3 separate regions of the Mus musculus genome follow, and all the other regions are linked to region 3. A link is a loop called in an ENCODE intact Hi-C map of the cell type or tissue named here. Cell type or tissue: heart. All regions are shown on one strand.

The links. Peaks named below come from ENCODE experiments on the same cell type or tissue, not always from the same donor. Only the 100,000 strongest peaks of a DNase experiment are listed, where the experiment ranks them.
Region 1: a loop joins it to region 3, with 4 times the contacts of the local background. A loop is called at or near these places in 5 of 42 quality-filtered maps.
Region 2: it touches region 3 in a loop (4-fold over the local background); 22 of 42 quality-filtered maps call a loop at or near these places.

Annotation. Positions count from the first base shown.
Region 1 is chr10:77,433,437-77,435,936 of GRCm38, forward strand. No RefSeq gene overlaps it. Among named protein-coding and RNA genes, the nearest start is that of Gm51791, 2.4 kb to the left of the region's middle. In heart, no CTCF peak of the experiment used is centred here; DNase peaks (open chromatin) are centred at 1,175, 1,485 and 2,145; H3K4me3 peaks cover 843 bases; H3K27ac peaks cover 1,547 bases.
Region 2 is chr10:77,352,278-77,354,777 of GRCm38, forward strand. All of the region lies in intron 2 of Adarb1 (adenosine deaminase, RNA-specific, B1), which reads right to left. Among named protein-coding and RNA genes, the nearest start is that of Adarb1, 65 kb to the right of the region's middle. In heart, a CTCF peak has its summit at 1,297 (motif pointing left); a DNase peak (open chromatin) is centred at 1,294.
Region 3 is chr10:77,508,762-77,511,261 of GRCm38, forward strand. All of the region lies in intron 2 of Fam207a (family with sequence similarity 207, member A), which reads right to left. Among named protein-coding and RNA genes, the nearest start is that of Fam207a, 5.8 kb to the right of the region's middle. In heart, a CTCF peak has its summit at 1,097 (motif pointing left); DNase peaks (open chromatin) are centred at 20, 1,090 and 1,930; H3K27ac peaks cover 1,115 bases.

The DNA of each region.
Region 1 (2,500 bases), 75 kb before region 3:
CCTGCAGGTATACATGTGTGCTATTTGAGGGTCTGGTGCCTACAGAAGCTAGAAGAGGACATCAGATTCCCCGGAACTGGAGTTACAGATGGGAATAAATCACCCTGTGGGTGCTGGCCACCGAACCTGAGTCTTCTGCAAAAGCAACAGGTGCTCTTAACTAGTGAGCCATCACTCCAGCCTGTCACGTTTTAAAAAGCTGTTCAAAGGGGTCTTCTCTCATGTCTGTGGCCCTTTCTTTGAGCCACAGTGAGAGCACCACTTCCTGTGTGCAGGTAAGGCTCCCACTTTCTCCCAACACTTATTCATGTCTCACATCCGATCCCAAGTATGAGGGAAAGAGGTCAGTCTCATCTCCTCACGCATGCTCAGAGTACACCCCCAAGGACTCTTCCCTAGAGATGCACAACATCCTCTTTGTCCTAGGTAGATCCCAGTGCCCTTGGCCTGTTTCTGGATCCCTTCTCTATCCCAAGTCCATCTCTCCCCTCTTGTTCTGACCCAAGGCCAAGGTCATCTCTGGAAGAACTGGTGAGCTGGTACCTTTGCAGACCTTGTCACGGTTTTCTGGCTGTCTCTGAGGATCTCACAGAGTAACCCTCCTGAGTCATGGCAAGATCTATGGATGTGATGTGCAGTGGCCTTTAGCTTCTCTCCATTGCTTCTCTTCTGGAACTGAAGGAGACCTTTGGTCCTGTCCCTCTGTCTCCCTCTGATAGTCGATACTGGGCCACACCCAGCTCTCACCCTTGTGAATGGGTAAAATTCCTAGGCAAGGCCAGGAGTGACGTTTTGGGTTTTTTTGTTTTGTTTTGTTTTTTGTTTTTTTTTTTTTCCCTTGCTGCATTGTCTTGTAGCCTGTGGTATTGTTTGCATGCACAATGAGCATACTTTCCCCTCCTGTGTGGAACAGCCAAGTCACTCCCAAAGCCAGGTTTTTAAAAGCAGGAGCCACATCTCCCATAGATTTCATCGAGGAGGGGAGGGGCAGGCTTCAGTCTGCAAATTACAGCTCGGGTGCTTTAATATGCCCTAAAAATACCTCCCATTTGCATCTCCTGCCAGCCAGTGTTTAGGAGACTGTTTCACTTGAGGATTCCTGGGGCAGCGACAGGGACGGACAGGCTGTTGCTGAGGCTCCTTCCCCGGTTTCCTCTCGTTCTGCTCCAACTCCAGCGCACCTTCCAGGAAGAGAGGAAATCTTCCTGCGAGTGCAGGAAGCGAGATTAATGCTGACAAATGGAGCAGCCTCTGCCCTGCATGTCAGCTCCTGGGTTTTTGTCTTCCTTTTTATAATAAAGAAAGAGTTTCATGATTGTTTTTTTCCCCCCTCATGGCTAATTTGAGATTCCGGTTATTTAAGGAGCCAGAGATGGAAGCCGATGACTCAGCCCCTCCACGGGGAGGGATTTCCTTAAAAGACCTCTCAGTTTGTGGGAGCGTGGACCAGTGTGACTGTTCACAACTTGCTCCTCACGCCTGGAGCTGCCCGCTCAGACACCAGACCACGTGGCAAACAGCTCGCTGGGTCTAAAAATACTGTGCCTGCCCATCACAGCAGCTTCTGTTCACGGAATGGACAGAAGCCACAGCTTGTCTTCGTCTGCTGGAGGGCTCTCTGAGCATCTGGGAGCAGTGGCACTACACCTGGCTGCACAGCCTCTGGACACGCTGCTGAGCCTGACCCTGTCCAAGTCTGTCCCCTCAGCTTGTTACCCACAGCCAGCGGACCCACCCGGTGTGATGTTTCTGTCATAGCTGTCAGATGGGCTCTTTGGTCCTTTGGGAGCTGTGGACCTTGCAGAGACAATGAGTTTTTCTAGCCTGTGCTTTCTGTCCCTGGCCTGTAAGGACTCTGCACACTGCTGGGTGGATCATCTTCTGCATTTGGGAAAGACATTCTTGTGGGTGGTCCAGAGTGGGCCCGAGAATATTGGGATCAGAGAGCAAATTCCCCTGCACAGCCTTCACAGCTGATGATCACCACAGATCTGGCCCCATCGTGCTCCCCTCAGGCTGGCTGGTTACAGGCTGGCCAGTGATGCCAGATAAATAGATGGACTCCAGGACAAAATGTCCAAATGACCTTCCTTTCTGATTTGAGGCCAGTGCAGAAGGAGAAGCCACTAGGCATGATGTTCAGGGCCTAGAGAACCTCGTGGCCTGTTATGTCTCTGCCAGGGCAGCCTTTGCCTCCAGGAGAGAGCCCAATTCAGGAGCAGGAGGTAGGGCTTAAGAAGGAGTCTTTCATCAGGCAGTGGTAGTGCACGCCTTTAATCTCAGCAGGCAGAGGGCAGGGGGCAGAGGGGCAGAGGCAGAAGGGATCTCTGAGTTCAAGGCCAGCCTGGACTACAGAGCAAGTTTCGGGACAGCCAAGGCTACACAAAGAATCTCTGTCTCCGGGGGGTCAGGGGAGGTGCCTCAGACTCTCCTCGATTCTTGGACACGGACACTGTAAGGCCCCAGGATCAGATTCCACTCTGTTGCCCTACTCTAGCTC
Region 2 (2,500 bases), 160 kb before region 3:
AGAAAGGAAGTGGGCCTCAAGCTGGTTAGGGAGCTGGCCTTGAGCCCCAAGCATGCATGCTCTGCAGGCAGTGTCTAGCATCAAGCATGCATATCCTGTAGGCAGTGTCTAGGGGCAGTTAGTACCCGCCTAACTGCGAAGCCGTTAAGCAGAGATGAAAGTAGGGGTCCGTGGGCTCAGCATGTGGGATTTCCTAGGGAAAGTAGCAGCCACTCAACAGAGAGGACTGAAGCAGGACTGTTACCAGGAGTTTTCATCTGCTTCTGACCTAGTTTTAAGAATGCTGGAGGCTGGCAGGGAACAGTCAGGGGTAAGGCTTAATGGAGGAACACAAGTCAGGACTTGGGTTCGGCAGTGCAAAAAGTAGGAAGCAAGCATCCCATGGTGCTTAGAAGTTTGGCCAGGAGCTTCCTGGACAGGAAGGTAGAATCCAAAAAGAGCGTAAAGGAGAACAGAAGGGAGAGCACAGGGTGTCTGCAGGTCCACAGGAGGATGCATCTAGGCAGGGTCTGAGTCTGAAATGGAAAAGCCTACACTGGATTATAAGCTGGCGTAGATGAGGTAGGGGTATAGCAGAAAGGTCCCCAAGGAACATGCTATTTTGAGTGCTTCAGGGTCCTCACTCACCCTACCAGTCCCTACACATGTACCAGCTCACTTGAGTGGCTGTATGAAGGTGAACAGACACCCATCGATTGCTTTACAGTGATTAACACCATGCTTGTTTAAAATGGAGTTATACAGTCCATCATGTGCATAGTCCATACATTTCCATGGCATCCACCAAAAGCCTCTCCACCTCTAATGGACCAGGCTGTATATAGTGCCCATTCTCTTACTTCCCCGAATCTCCATCTGCCAGTCACATGAGGTAGCCCTGGGACAAATCCTGGGCTCACCGGGGCATGCAGACCTGCTTAGCACTGGCAGGTATGTCTCAGTTTTGGTGGTTCTCAAGCTGTCAGGACTGATGCTGCACTAAAGGGCTTGACTGAGGTGAAGAGCCATGCTAGCATGCCAACCTTCAGACTCTTGTGTCTACGTGCAACAACACTGTCCAACTACGGTGAAAGCACTGCGTTTACTCTTTAATACACCATAAAAAATAAGTGGTAACAACACATGCACCCTTCTTGGGGATAGCAAGCCCACACTTTCCATGTTAAACAGGAGGGACTGTAACTCAGTCTACTTGCTATGTCCCCGCATCCACTCAACAGCTTTGCTCATCTTGCTGCCTGCCTGCTCTCTCTGGAGTGGTCTGATAGCACCACCTGCTGTCCAGAAGACACCACTCAGCAGAGCTGCTTTAGATTCAGGGCAGATGATAGCCAGTGGGTGGAGCTGATGCTTGATACCTGAGCTGCACAGCAGATATGAACATTTCCTTCAGACAGGGCATGCTGAGGCCAGAATGAGCCAGGGTAACTATTGGGGCATGGAAGTTGACTGCAGAGGGCAAGAGGTAGTAGTGTGATGGAAACTGCATATTTTTTGGAATAGGTCAAAATCCTTCTAAGTCTCTCCTTAGACTTGTGCCCTAGCCTGGGCACTTGCACAGGCTCTCCCAGCTCCACTCTCTGTGGCTTCTAGGTTGCTGGTTCCCTTCTGTTTCACCCTACTCCTGGCTAGGGGTCCTCACAGATCTGTTAAATTACTTATTGAGACTCCTGCACTTGGTTCCACTTCATGTTGCCAACGTTCTCAGATGGCTCACGCCTCTGCTTAAGACCACTAGTGGGTACACATATTTGAGAGAAGGTGCCTGGCCTTGACTTTGTCCTTTGTACAGTCACCCTTTCTCTGGGTGGTCAATGGGCCTTGATTGTCTCTGGCCATAAAAGCCTGACAACTCTAGGGAATCAGACAGACCACATAAAGTTTGCTTCAGGCCAGAGACTAAGGAAGGGGGTCAACTGCCATGGTGGATAGCTCCCTGGGCAAAGCTTTTGTGGGTGAAGGAGATACCCAGGGTCTGCAGTATTCTAAGCTCTGCCCACTGTCTCCCATGGGACCTTGCTGGAACCAATCAGTAAGTTCAGACTCTGCCAAATCTCCAGGCCCCTTTTCAATCATGAAAAACTTAAGAGCCCCAACAGAGAAGGCAACTACTTAGAACCTCAAACTTGATGTACTTTAAAACAAGTTTTACTCAGACAAGTTAAAAACTTTAAAAGTGAAAATAATGTTAGGTCACTAACTTAAGCAGTCCCCTTCTTCTTCAACACAGACTAGCCTTGCACCTACCAAAGGATCACAAGGACTGAATCCTGGGTAGCACTGGCTCCTAATCAGAGGCTACACTATGGTCTCAGCGCTCCTTGCACAACAGGCAGTCTGTGGTGGCCCAGGGCTCTCTGCTCCAAGGTCGGTCCCGTGGTCCTACCCAACTCTCCTTGCAGTTGGGCCCATCCACAGGGCAGGCACATTTTCTGGGTAAAAGAACAAATACGTAGAGTGTAAAAAGTACTCTTTAGAATGGTGCCCCCTATAGCAACAG
Region 3 (2,500 bases):
GTCAGGTGTCCCTGCTGATGCTTATCCCTTTTCATACAACTCCAAGTAGAGGCAGGGCCCTAATGGTCAAGCCTCTGCTACAGGGCTGGCTTTGTACTTACAGAGCTAAGGCCAGGCCTCTAGCAGGACACGGAGAAGGAGCCGTATCCAAGTATCCTCAAGACTCAGCATGCCAGGACCCCAAGAGCCCTATACACCAGGTCCAATCTCCTGGGGCCTAGAGATAATAGTCCCACAAGAGTTCTGGGCCGGACCACCAGCACAGAAGGGCAATTCCTGCTGGGTAGAGGTGGGCACTCAACATGGTCCACTCACTGCAGAGCACAGGAGGCACACAGGCAGTGTGGTTGGCTGGTGAGCCCACACACATATTCTACTACATGTTCTGCTACTGCGTGTTTAAACTGTTTATATGGCCTTAAAACAGGCAGCTTTAGCCTGATGAAAGTGTGGCCCGTTCTGCTATTTGGAACATGTCCCTGTCCCAATTACAGATGCAGCCTTGTTTCCTTACTAACTTAGGCCAGCTGTTAAGCTCAAGCTCTGGAAAGAGAATCTGATAGGTCATGGCACCTTATATACTAAAGCTGCAGGAAGGACAGAACCAGGCCCCGGCTGGCTCCCGGCTGGCACATACAATCACTTCCGCATCACACTCCACAACTAGGTAACTGAGGACCCAAGGAATGTCACTGGAAGGGACACACAGAAAGAGTTACTGGACCGTGTTTGTCAACATGGTGTTTGGCATCTCTACAAGATTTGTCCACCAGTATGTCAGCCTAGCACCCCACAGCTCAGCAGCCAGCACACACACAACACGGCAGCCAAGGTCAACTCATGCTGTGACTTGCTCCTAGAGCTTGTTCCCGTGACTCCCTGCTCTGTGCAAAGGCTAAGCCTGGGAGTGGAATAGAGACGGTGATGCACATCCTACTGGCTGCCATAGCTCTGACTTCACAGCAGTCTTCTAAACAATTCCTAAAGAAACTCCTCCTCTGAGGGTTCCACACACAGAAGGAAGTCGCTTGCTGAGGTCCCCTGCCCCAGGACCTAGGAAGGAAATGAGGTTCTGCTGCCCTCTGCTGGCCAGAGTCACAGAGGCCTGCTGCTCATAGGAGGGGGAGCCTGAAAACGCACATTCACACTCTGCTAAGCACAGGGGAGGTCAGGGTCTGAAAAGATACAACCAACCAATGGGGCAGGAGCCTGTCATGATGCCTGAGGAGACCATGGAGTGCACTCTGGGTTTCCTGGGGCCACCTCACCCTGCCTAGGGCTCTTAATGACCTCTTTCCCCCACGCCTCCCAGTGGCCTTTGCCCCATGATCGAGAGCGACTGGTGGGGTGGTTTCCGTGCTTCTCACAGCCTCCCCCACCTGGCTCTGCTCTCCTCCTCTGCAGGACTTGCCTCAGCCTGCCCACGGCTCGGAGCTAGAGTCCAGATGATAATCTGGAAAACGGATTGGTTTGTTTTCTGCGGTCTTCTAGTGTGCGGGCACAGAGAACTGGAAATAAAATCTAAATGTGTGCTTGCAGACTTTCTTCTCTGAACAGCACACGGTCACGTTCTAGCTTCGTGCCCAAGGTCAGCAAAGGCGGCCCCAGACAGCATACTGTGACCATCTGCCAGGCAGCAGCACGACCAGGCTCACTGTACCAGCTCAAGCCTTCTGCACACCAGGTAACACACCACGTGCAGGATGGGGGTGGGAGAAAGACTGCTTCATGCTGTCTGCCACAACTCCTTCCACACCGGCCAAATGAGCAGGCAGGGGAACCACAGGCCACTTCACGGGAGGATTGCACAGGCAAGACCCTCTATCCCATAGGACAAAGCTGAGTTTATTGGCCGGGGACAGGGTATCTCCAGACCAGCCTCACTCCTTTTCCCAGGGCAAGAGGTGAGGACACATAAGTCAGAAGCCCCACAGCACAGCTGCAGAGCCCAGCACCTCCCAGGCAGAGATCTTGTCTGCCACAGGAAGATAAGCTCAGGGAAGCAGGAAGGGGGCTGGTCCCCAAGGTACCAACAGAAAGATGAGAGCTGCCACCAGCAAAGCACTCACAGGGACACTGGCCATGCCACCTCCTGGGGCTACAAGCCTGTACATGGTATGGCAGCCCGTGTGTACATAAGACGGTCATGGCGATGTCTAGTCTCTTCAGGACCATTCATTGCACTTAGAGCTACCTCAGTTCCTGGGCTAAGTGTCGAGTTGTTTCTGAGACAGGGGCAAGAGGCACTGCAGTGACCCATACATAAAGCACCCACAGGCAGTGCGTGCGCCCCTGAAACCAGCAGGTCACTGAGATGACTATGGAGCTGTGTACGAAGTCCTCAGTAAATGTGTATTGTCCACATGGTGGGCATCGGGGACCCCAAGGCCTCAGACCCACAGAAACAGCAAAGGCTTCTGGTCCAAGTACAGTGCTTACCACTGATCAGTGAGTACAGAAACCACCAACTACACCTTCAGCCTTGCAGATGACTGCAGCG